Regions from separate parts of the Homo sapiens genome. Here all the other regions are linked to region 1. A link is a contact called in ENCODE Hi-C or POLR2A ChIA-PET data. All regions are on one chromosome and are shown on one strand. The core of a region is the stretch at or near the end of the contact, and the rest is flanking DNA. Distances in the headings are between cores, read along the strand shown.

Region 1 (2,700 bases), core at 146-2,645:
AATGCATACATCTGTTTAATGTTTTAAGAAATGCAAATTTGTATCCAAGAAAAGCAGTAGTCCCTTCCTCCACCCTCCATTCTTTGGCATCAACAACCAGAGTTTTGCATCAATATACAGTAATCCTTAAATTAAGATACAAGAGCAATGCAGGGAAGGAATAATTTGCCTTTTAAGGAATTTTGGTTAAACTTTCAATACTTTACAAATAAACCCCCCACTGATTAGTGCCACTGATATTGATCCGTTTGCTTTCATCACTTTATGTTGCTGATTAGTTTCCATACTAAGAGAGATGAAACCACCCCAGTGATTTGTAGCACGAACCACGCAACTATGGGGTCCATGCGGGTTAGTGGGATGCCATTTTTTTAAAGGTCGCAGGCTACCTAACCTTGTTTAAATTATCCTGTTAGAGTGCTTTGGGCGAGATTACGATTTGTGGGTGCTCTGTAATTCTTTGTTCTCTAAGACTACCGTTCTTTAAGGCCCTGCATATCCTCCCGCCTCCCACCACTAATGATTAAAACCTTAGTCCAATCCGAAGGGCTTCCTTCCCACCTTCGGGGCAAGTACAGGGACCGCAAACCGCCAGATGGCTGCATTCTTTACGCGCAAACCAGGCTGCGGGGAAGCTAAAGCCATGCCTTCCTCCCCACGCAGGTGCCTGGGTGGCCCCGGCCCCACGGCCTGGTCCCGGCGACCTGTCAGCCCTGCGAGTGCCAGGAGGCCGCCCCCAGAGCGCATCCCCTGACTCGCCCGGCCGCCCCGGCCCCGCGCCCAACGCCTGCCTCCCACCCGCCGCGCGGCCCCCGGGATGTGCGGGCAGACAAAGCGCCGGGCCCCGCCACAGCCCCGCGGGCGGGAGGAGGGCGCCCCCGGGGACTCGCGCCGCCGCCGGGGCTACGGGGCCAGGGCCCGGGCCGCGTCTCCCGCCCCTCGGCCGGCTCCCCGCACAAAATGGAGCCGGCCCGGGACGCCGTCGAGAGCGGGGCCCCGACGCAGCCCCGCGGCCCCTCCTCGGCCCCGGGCCCGGAGCTCAACGGCGGCGAGGGTGAGGTGGCCTGGCCCGCGTCCCGCCGCTCCTCAGCCCGGCGCACAAAGAGCCGCGCCGCGGCCCCGCGCCCGCTCCCCGGCCCGGCCCGCTGCGGGAGCGGCCTCGCAGGCGCGGGGCCCGGCCTCGGCCCGCGCGGGAGGGCGGGAGGCTAGTGCCCCCGGCCGCGGCGGCGTTGGCGGCGGGGACGGCGCCGGGAGGAGACGGACATTTCATTCGAGCTAAAGTGGAGTCGGTTTAGGAGCGATCATTGGCCGAAGCGAGACACAAACCTCCAATGCAGCCCTGGTTGGCTCCCGTCTCCAATCGGCTGTTTGGTTGGACAGAAAATGGCTGCGAAGGAACCAGTCCCAGCGCGGAGCTCCGCTTCCAGGACTCGGCCTCCCCTCCCTCCGCCGCGGGCCGCTTCCCTCGGCGCGACACCCTCCCTCCGCGCCGCCCGCGCGCCCGCCCGCCGCGGCCCCGCCCCGCCCCGCCCCGCCCCCGGCCCCGCCCCGCCCCCGGCCCAGTCCCGCGTTCCTGTGAGGCCTCCGCGCCGCTCCGGATGCCGCTCCTCTAGGCGCGAGGTCTTCCAGGGCCCTGCCCGGGCGCGCCGTTCGGGTCTAGGCGGGCCTCCTTCCCGGTGCTGACCCGGGCCTGTGCGAAGCGGGATCTCTCGGGCGTCCCTCTCTTTGTCACCCCTTCCCCCGCCACGTGGAGGTGCCTCAGCCGCCTGAGCTCAGCCTGCCTGCGCCTGGATTTTTAAGAAGGGGAAACCAAGGACAGAAGCCGCCCCCTAGGACGACGCGCCCGAGCCACCGGGAGGGTCTGAACGGCGGGGGCCTCCTGGAGCGCCTTCAGCGCCTCGTGTTTTCTTTCCTTGGGTCCCTGTTAGCGTCGCCGCATGCACAGCGCTCCCTGTCATTTGGTCCCTGAGCTTGGGTGTTTTTCACATTTCATCTAAAGATGCAGACCCCTGCTAAGTCTAGCCAGCCTTCACCCTGAATCTTGAACTTAAGATGCTGCATTTTCCACCCACCCCCACCCCTCTAGTAGCTGCAGATTGACAAGCGGCTTTTCCCAACCAGATGACATTTTGGCTGCAAGAATCCGTGGCCCGTTCTTGCCTCTGTGCAGCCAAGCTCCTTCGCTGTCTTTCTCAAACTGCAGTCCTGAGTTCAGCTTCGCTTAGCAGTGACCATCCCAGAGGTGGGTAATCCAACACTGGATCCACTCACTGCAACCGGAGCTGGGGATGGCATGCCCTCTGCTTCCACTAACCGAGTGGCCTGCACCACATTAAACTCTCCAGCTTTGATTATGTAAAAATACAGAGATCTTTTATTTATAGAGTTCCTACTGTTTCTCAGAGTATTTAAACATTTCTGCGGCAAGTATGGAAGAAAAGACAAATGAAAGCCCCAAATTGTGACAAGAGGAGTAAGTAGCAATGCCACTGTCATCAGACAACCTGACTTGAATTCCAACTCCCCTTCTTACAGGCTTGTGATCTTGGCCAAATGTCTGCTTCTCAGGGTTGTTTGGGATAATGTATACATAGAAAGCCCTTTAAAAAAAAAAAGTTATCCCAGCACTTTGGGAGGCCGAAGCAGGCCGATCACCTGAGGTCAGGAGTTCGAGACCAGCCTGACCAACATGGCGAAACC
Region 2 (2,700 bases), core at 181-2,680, 2.2 Mb after region 1:
AAGAACTTCAAAGGCAGGGTTGATTCTACTTTTGGTGTTTTTTCCATTCTTCTCGTATTTCAGATATCAGTGCAATACTTAGAAAATACGGCCGGGCGCGGTGGCTCACGCCTGTAATCCCAGCTACTCGGGAGGCTGAGGCAGGAGAATGGCGTGAACCCGGGAAGCGGAGCTTGCAGTGAGCCGAGATTGCGCCACTGCAGTCCGCAGTCCCACCTGGGCGACAGAGCGAGACTCCGTCTCAAAAAAAAAAAAAAAAAAAAAAAAAAAGAAAATACAAGTACTGAAATTTAAGTAGCTCTTTAGTAAATAAGAATAATTAACCTGGTGCAAGGGTTCTACCTTTATGAGGGAGAAATTGGAAAGCATATATGTACTTACAAATTTTCATAACTTTTCTTATCGTTGTAAAATATACATAAAACTTAGCATTTTAACCCTTTAAAATGATGTACAGGTCAGCAGCATTAAATACATTCACACTGTTGTGCAACCATCACCATTCTCCATTTACAGAACTTTTGCATCTTCCCAAACCGAAACTCCGTACCCATTAATTAATTGGTGCATTTTGCCTTGTTTTTTCTAATAGGATTTTTCTTTCTGTTGATTTGTATGAGCTCATTTTAAATTAGAGAGACCAGCCCTTTGTCTTCTGCCAATTTATTTTTTATTAATTCTATTTGTTGGTGATTTTTTAAAATCTGTTCAGAAAATTAAAAATTTTCCGTGGAATCATAAAATCGTGTTTAGATTATAAAATCCTTTATGATTTGACTGTTGCCGTCTTGAAAGTCTTCAACATCTCAATGTTATGAATATCTGCACTTACATTTTCTTCTAAGTTTTTGTTAACATTTCAATATTTAATCCACAAAAGATTCACTTACATGTATTTTTTCCCCAAATGGGTAATCAGCTCTTCAAACATTATTTACTGGACAGGCCATCCTTCCCCTACTAACGTAAATGTCATCTTTTCATATTAAATTTCTCCATGCGCTGGGTATTTACTCCTACATCTTCCATCTAGTGCTTTTGAGAATTTTCAACACTCTTCCATTACACGCATGTACCATCATTTATTTAATCAATCTTCTATTGGTAGGCATTTGGGACGTTTCCTGCTCTTCCATACTAAACAATGCATAGAATTTTGGACTACATTAAATAATTCTCTGCCTCAGTGGTTCAAGTTGCGTAAATTATGCGTTTACACTTTTCTTCGGATTACTTTTAAAATGACAACCACTATGTTTTGCTGGTCTCAATTACCAGAGAATTGGCAAGAAACCTGACAGCTGGGGCTTAGGATTCCCTGCGCCAGACCTCCGAGCTACACCAGAGGGCGTACTTTCCTTACTCGGCCTCGGCCACATCCGGGTTCCACCGCAGATTCGGGCAGGGAGCGGGCGGAACCTTTCTACCGCGTCTCTAGCTAACACGCACGGCGGGGACAGTTTAGGCCTCCGCGCACCGTTCGCCGGGAGTCTTGCAGTTTGCTTGGTGCAGGGAAGGCGGGCGCGGAGGTTCTATCTGTTTCTTCCTCCTTCGTGAGCAGCATGGACGTGCTAGCGGAGGAGTTTGGGAACCTGACTCCGGAGCAGCTGGCGGCGCCGATCCCGACTGTAGAGGTCAGTGCCAGGCACGCAGGGAGCGTCAGGGACAAGGATGCGCCCTGAGGGGGCGTTGCCCGGAGTGCTCGGGCCGCCAAGGGGGCGGGCTGGCGGTTTGTGCGCATGCGCCGGGCTTCTGCGCATGCCCAGAGCGTCGCGCTTGCGAGTCTTTTTTCCAGAGCCGGCCTCCGCGTGCGCGAGTGAAGGCTGATCCCAGAGGAGCTGTCAGCCGCTGCGGGGGCCGAGAAGCCCCGCTGCTGGCTCTAGGGTTGGAGCTCTTCCAGCATAGGTGTGCGTGGGGAGGACTGACCCTCGCACTTACTGTGGGGGACGTATTGCATGTTTGCAGTCTTACAGAGGACACGGGGCCAGGGAGCTCAGGCCATTTGCATGAGGCACCACAGCCGGCTGTGGGGGTAAAACCAGATCGTCTGAATTCCAAGCTAGTCATCTTTCCTTTTAACTTGAAGTTCCAGTTTGGGTTGCAGGGGAATTTTAAACGCCCTCAATATTTACTAAAGAATTTGCCTGTGTGTTTTCTGGGGGAGAGACTCCACAGCTTTCATCAGCTTCTCGGAAGTTAAGGACAGCTGCCCCACAGCGAGCTGCCCAGTGAAGTGCGGCTGTCGACATATTTTGTTATCTGATAAGGCACATTTTGTAATCTCTCTGAGCCTCAAAATCTACACTGACGTGGAATAGGGAAGTGGAGACGTGGCCGGAGAAGATAGCAAAGGAGAGATTTCAGGGAAAGAGAACAGGATACTTGAAACCTCCTCGGCAAGACCATTGGATGTTTTTGAGGAAGGAAAGTAAATCCAGTAGTATTAGAGTGAAGAAAAATAGAGGAGAAGAGATAAAAGACAGGGTTAAGTAAGGGTCTTGATTATGAAAAGTTTCAATAAACATCTGACAGAGCTTGGACTTTGTCTTGGAGCAGAGCTTTTGAAGGGTTTAAGCAGGAAAGTGACATGATCAGTAAGTCTATCGGATTATAAGAACCTCCTTGGCTAGGCGTGGTGGCCTGTAATACCAGTAGTTTGGGAGGCCAAGGCGGGCGGATCACTTGGGCTCAAGAGTTTGA
Region 3 (2,700 bases), core at 125-2,624, 2.3 Mb before region 1:
GCCAAAAAAATCACACAAAAGCAATAAGGCACCTAACTACACACAGATACATTAAGTTGCAACACATGAAACAAAGACGAGCAAGTACTATAATATTAAGTACATATTTCACACTTACAAATCTGGAGCTTTCTCACCCTTATGGTAAGACATTTTTTCCCAGCCTCTAGAACCAAGAACTACTAAAAAAGTACATGCTCAGAATTCATGCCATATAATTTAGCCATTAAACAAACACTTGCACTGCATTCTCTGGCAGTACCTGGCACTGTGCTTGGGCCAGGGTTACAGTATTTACAGACAGCACCTTCTCTTACGGAGCTTACAATCCAGCATGGGTAAAGACTTCAAGCAAATGTATACTGTGGCATTTCTAAAAACTACTCTGTTAAATTTTAAAACCTTTTGTAACCTCCTACCAAAAAAAAAAAAAAAAAAGAAAAAGAAAAAAACTAAAACTAAGGAACAGATTTCAAACCACTTAAAAATACAGCTTTCCTCCCCGTTGCTAAAAGTGGCTTTCTTGGGCCAGGTGCGGTAGCTCATGCCTGTAACCCCAGCACTTTAGAAAGCCAAGAAGGGAGGATCACTTGAGCCCAGGACTTCCAGACCAACCTGGGCAACATAGGGAGACCTCCGTCTCTATTTTTAAAAAACGGTGGGCGAGGGAGCAATATCTAAAATCACATACATGCCTTTTTCCAGTTCTGACTTGCTCATAGTCTCTGCACACGTTTATGATAAAGAATACTGTATTTGGCCGGGAGCGGTGGCTCACGCCTGTAATCCCAGCACTCGGGGACGCCGAGACAGGGCGATCGCCTGAGCTCAGGAGTTCGAGACCAGCCTGGGCAACATGGCAAAACCCCGTCTCTAATAATGAAAAAATACATACTGTATCGGGGCATCGCGGGGCACGGCGAGGGCAGTGCAGGGTCGAGGCGCCCGGTCCAGGCTGCGGCGCCGCTACTCACCTCTCCGAACTGGAAGGCGGAGACGATGGTGACAACGACGCCCAAGAAGCACACGTAGAGCCCATACCTGTGGGACAGGCAGGTATAGGTCTGTCTCTGCAGGAGCTTGAACAGCATCACCCCTTCACCGCCACGCCACGCCCCGAGGAGCCTGAGCCGCCGCCGCCGCCGCCGCCGCCTCAGCGAGCCGCCATTCAGGGGCCCCGGTCGGGCCGCCGCGCGCAGGTCACAGCCTCCGGGCGCCGCTCATTGCAGCTCCGGCGACGGACGCCCGCTCGGCTCCGCGCCGCGGCCGCCGCTTCCGGGAGCCGGGAGCCCACGCCCTCGGCGCGGCGGAGGCGGACCTGCGGCCGGCGAGGCGGCCGGCGCCGCCCGGGTCTGGCCGGGCGAGAGGCGGCTGCGGCGGCGGCGGGGTCTCCAGCGCCACCTGGAGGACGGAGGGGCATAGGGAAGGTGCGCGCCCTCCCCACCTGCGCTTGCGCAGCGGGCCCTGAGGGCTGGGCTGGGAGGGGCGGAGCTGAGCTGGGATCCACTTACCCGGTTGGGCAGGCGACCAAGAGAAAACTGCCCCCTGCGTCGAGACTGTGCCATAGACGGTACTATAATGCCATGAATATTTTTGTGCATAAAACCTTCTCTGCACTTAGCATTCTCTGCAGAGTGCTAAAAGGAGATGCTGTATGTGGCTCCTTTCCTCCAACCCCCAACTATATTGTTTGAAAGAGGAAACCTTTGGGTTAAATCTGCCAAAACCGAATTTCGTTCATTCATTTAGTCGTTAAATATGTAATTTGTGCCTGTTAGGTGGCATAGTGCTTGGTGTCAGGTATTCAAAAATGAACTAGACCTGGCTACTGTTCTCAGAGAGTCTAGTGGGGGAGATAAACATGTAAACCACTAAATACAAGAGTTGTTATGATAGAAATCATGCGATGAACTGGAGGGGAACCAGCTCAGGGGTGGCCAGGTAATCCGACTTTGACAGCAGGTTTTTCCCACGAGATCCTTTCCTTGGTGCCTCTGATTTACGAAAGGGAGATCTTTTTCTTAATCCCAATGCACCCTAGTCAATAAGATTTTTTTCCTAGTCACCCTGGGAAACAATACACTTATCTAATGTTGCCATCATTCAAAGCATTTTTAAAAATATCTTGGGAACCAGCTTCAGGAAATACTCAAATTCGCACCCTCAGTTTGATGGTCAGGTGGAATTAACAGACTTGCAAAAGGGGTTAGCTTCACTCCAATCCAAGGCAAGATTTTTTACACTTTGCAGTCACTTCTTTTAATCCTTCTTTTAAAAAAGATGATTGATATATGCTATATGTACATGGCAAAAGATTATTGCAGTTGTACAAGACACATATAGTTCTGAGGTCTTTTCAAGCATGATAACAGATCTGAGGACTTAATCAGAAGGGGTAAAAAAGCATGGTAACAGATATAAAAACATCTGCCACTCAACAGGACTCTCAGGATAATGGCCAACATTTATGTAGCATCTGCCATGTGCCCAGCTCATCTAATCCTCACAATAATCTTATAATGGAGATACCATTATTATCCCCATTCTACAGATCAAGAAACTGTGATGAAAAAAAGTAACTATCTAACATCACACAAATAGTAAATGACAGAATTGAGATTTGAACCAGGTACTTAGGCTGTAGAACAGGGCCAAGATTAGGGGAAGGTACTGTGAAATGAGTCATGCAAGTTTGGAGTG
Region 4 (2,700 bases), core at 91-2,590, 2.8 Mb after region 1:
CTGAATATTCTGCAGTTGATAAACCATTTTGTGAATTTTTTTTTTTTGCTTTCTGTGTATGTTTTTGACTCGCGTGTTTTTGCTTCGCTAATCAGATTGCGAAAGGAAACATCTCACGTTTGCATAGGACTTCACAGTTCATAAAGACCTTTCCCACCCACCACAAAAAAAGTATGACAAGTTTCCCGTCATCTTCATTTTATAGGTGTGGAAAGGGAGTCAAAGAAAAGTTAATCGATACCATTTATCTAGTTAAGCAGGCTTTGAGCAGTTCATCTCCTCCCGTCCTCAAAACGACCTTCTGAGGTGTCTCCTGCAACCCTGCTCTGAAGCTCAGAGCGAGACGGCCTCACATCCCAGGGGGCTCAGCTCTGGCGGGGCCGCCACGCGCCTCCCCGTGCCTTTGGACGGGTGAGGAGAGCTGCTGCCCCGGCGGGGACCACGTGGAGGGGCCTGGTCAGCAAGTGGCAAGGACGCGGCGCAAAGCCAGGCTTTCTAATGTACAATCCGCGGCTCTTTCGATACTGAACACCCACCTCTTCAACAAATTCGAGCGCCTGGCAGGCCCTGCACCAAGCCTAGGGTGATGGCGACCCAGGCGGGTTTTTACTCTCAAGGAGCTCAATTCTAGGGCAGGGAGAAGTAAAATTAAAAAAAAAAAAATCATAACAAACTGAAAAACACATAAATAAGCCACGTCTCTCCTCACCCCTAGCACTTAATCACAAAGGCCTGTAGAGAGTCCCGACGAGAACTTCTGAGCAGGCCCCGCTGTCAGTCCCTGAGGACAGCATGCAAGGGAGGTTGACGTCCCTGGACGAAGAAAGTGCTGGAGAAACTGGCGACCGTCCCACCTTCCCTAAGGCGAAGGCTCTGAATTCCGAAGACCGTTACTCGGCGCGGAACGCGGGCACCGCCGACGTCAAAACACCGGGCCTGGGGGCCGCGGCCTACGCGTCTCCCGGGCTTCGCGCCCCTCGCCCGATTTGATTGGATGGTGGCGGGAAGAAGGCGGGGAGACCCCCGGAGGAGGGGCGCGCAGGCCGGCCGGGGGTTCCCACGGAGGCGTCCAGGGGGCGAAGGGGCGGGAGCGGGCCTCGGAGCGTCGCGCGTGCGCAATTGGGACACAGCCGGCTGGGGACTGCTGGGAGGGCCGGACCCTGCGAGAACGGGTGGGCGTGTGCCCGGTGGGCGCGGGAGGGGCCCGGGCTGCACGAGCGCGCGTGCGCGTCGGAACTGGAGCCGCGGGAGGAGGCGGGAGCTGAGGAGGCGGCGGAGGGGGCGGGTCGCGTCGGGCGCCACGTCCGCAGCCAGAGGCCTCCGCCTCCACCACCGCCGCCACAGTCTTCCAGCTCCACATCCTGAGAGGACGCCTCTGGAGCCGCGACTGCCCGGGGTTGTGCCGGCCGCCGCTGCCGCCCAGGCCGCCTCAGCTCTCCTCTGCGCCGGCCCGCTCACTCCGCCCGGCCCCAGCCCTAGCGCTGGCCGCGACCCCGGCGGTGAGTGAGTCGGGATGCGAGGGCAGGGGCGCAGTCCCGGCTTCCTGCCCTCCTCCGTCGCCCTCTGCCGTCGGCGCCCCTGCCCCTCACCTCCCAGTGCCCGGCCTGGCTGCCCAGCGGGGCCTTGGCGAGGCCCCAGCGGGAAAGGGGGAGGGGCGGGACGAAGTTGGGGGCGGATGGAGGTTCGCTTCTGGGGCTACTCCTCCTTATACGTCGCTGACTGCCCCGCCGCGATTGGAGCTTGCGCACCCCTGGAAAGCCTCCGCCTGACTTCTTAGCATCTGGGGGTTCGGGGTTGGGGGCGGAGGAGGAAGGTGAGGGGCATCAGCAGCCTGGGAGAGGGATGCAGCGGAGGGGCTTGGGTACCGGGCTTCCTCGCCCTGCCAACTCCTGACCTGTTGCTAAACCTCCCTTTTGGGTTCAGGCACACAAGACTTTTTCCCAGTGGACACCCCCATAGCTCTTCCTGGGTAGGAAGGCTGTATCTCCACGCCTAACCTAAAGTAAAAGTGGGAATGGAGAGGGTGCTGGCCGCGCCCAGGGGTGACAGGGAGGGCTGGAGCACCCATCCGTGCCGTCACTGCCTCCCAGTCTAAATAAAAACTGCCTGCTCTGCACACGCAGCTTCAAGACCGACCCCCCAGCTCCCACTTCCAATCAGATCGCCTGTCCTAAACCCTTCTTACATAGAAATTCTGGAGCCCTTCGGGAGTGGGGGGAGTGCTGGGTGTACAACGTGGAGCGGAGGGAGGAGGTGCCAAGCTCAGTGCTAGCCACGGCGCCTCCAGGGTCATTTTCTGCCTCCTGCCACGTCACTCACTGCTAAAGAAAAAAAAAAGATTTGCTAGTGCCTAAAGGGATCAGTAGGGAGAGAAGGGGCCACCCGGAAGGGTTTAGAAACACCTAGAGAAAAGGGAAGGGTTCTTAATTTGATTTTTGCGTCCTTGTGAACACTGTGCTAATTCCAAATGAAAATATTTGCTATATGTGATTATTTGCTGTATGCTATTGTTTAGCCTTTGAAACTTCTGCTGGTGTGAGTGCCCTCAGGGGTTCCCCAGGAATATCGATACAACACCAACAGGTAAACGCGCGCGCCCGTGTGTGTGTGTGTGTGTGTGTGTGTGTGTGTGTGTGTGTGTGTGTATGTGTGTGCGCGCTCGCGCCCATGCTTAACTTTTTAAAAAGAAAGGGAGAAGTA

Evidence for each region. Hi-C counts contacts between places; a loop is a spot of excess contacts on that map. ChIA-PET counts read pairs that join two places held with the same protein, here RNA polymerase II (POLR2A). Pooled maps may share reads with other maps.
Region 2: a loop to region 1 is called in a map of CD4-positive, alpha-beta T cell, with 12 times the contacts of the local background. The contact joins the promoter of POLR3B here to the promoter of NFYB in region 1. A Hi-C loop is called at or near these places in 1 of 168 maps with a recorded cell type or tissue (CD4-positive, alpha-beta T cell) and 6 of 50 pooled maps. POLR2A ChIA-PET finds 5 or more read pairs at or near these places in 1 of 52 experiments (activated CD4-positive, alpha-beta T cell).
Region 3: a pooled map shows a loop between it and region 1 (6-fold over the local background). The contact joins the promoter of GNPTAB here to the promoter of NFYB in region 1. A Hi-C loop is called at or near these places in 5 of 50 pooled maps. POLR2A ChIA-PET finds 5 or more read pairs at or near these places in 2 of 52 experiments (B cell and OCI-LY7).
Region 4: a loop to region 1 is called in a map of naive thymus-derived CD4-positive, alpha-beta T cell, with 24 times the contacts of the local background. The contact joins the promoter of TMEM263 here to the promoter of NFYB in region 1. A Hi-C loop is called at or near these places in 2 of 168 maps with a recorded cell type or tissue (both naive thymus-derived CD4-positive, alpha-beta T cell) and 9 of 50 pooled maps. POLR2A ChIA-PET finds 5 or more read pairs at or near these places in 1 of 52 experiments (AG04449).

The regions. Positions count from the first base shown.
Region 1 is chr12:104,136,815-104,139,514 of GRCh38, forward strand. It overlaps NFYB (nuclear transcription factor Y subunit beta), which reads right to left and starts at 1,396. Exons shown (of 8, transcript NM_006166.4): 1 at 1,327-1,396. RefSeq lists enhancers at 1-548, 549-1,140, 1,964-2,133 and silencers at 760-889, 950-1,029, 1,130-1,229, 1,280-1,579.
Region 2 is chr12:106,356,318-106,359,017 of GRCh38, forward strand. It overlaps POLR3B (RNA polymerase III subunit B), which reads left to right and starts at 1,431. Exons shown (of 28, transcript NM_018082.6): 1 at 1,431-1,634. The coding sequence starts at 1,563.
Region 3 is chr12:101,829,585-101,832,284 of GRCh38, forward strand. GNPTAB (N-acetylglucosamine-1-phosphate transferase subunits alpha and beta) reads right to left here and starts at 1,375. Exons shown (of 21, transcript NM_024312.5): 1 at 975-1,375. The coding sequence starts at 1,091. RefSeq lists silencers at 507-801, 1,158-1,557.
Region 4 is chr12:106,954,567-106,957,266 of GRCh38, forward strand. TMEM263 (transmembrane protein 263) reads left to right here and starts at 1,341. Exons shown (of 4, transcript NM_152261.4): 1 at 1,341-1,499; 2 at 2,516-2,583. TMEM263-DT (TMEM263 divergent transcript) reads right to left here and starts at 929. Exons shown (of 1, transcript NR_185933.1): 1 at 1-929. RefSeq lists a silencer at 969-1,728 and enhancers at 1,005-1,299, 2,229-2,288.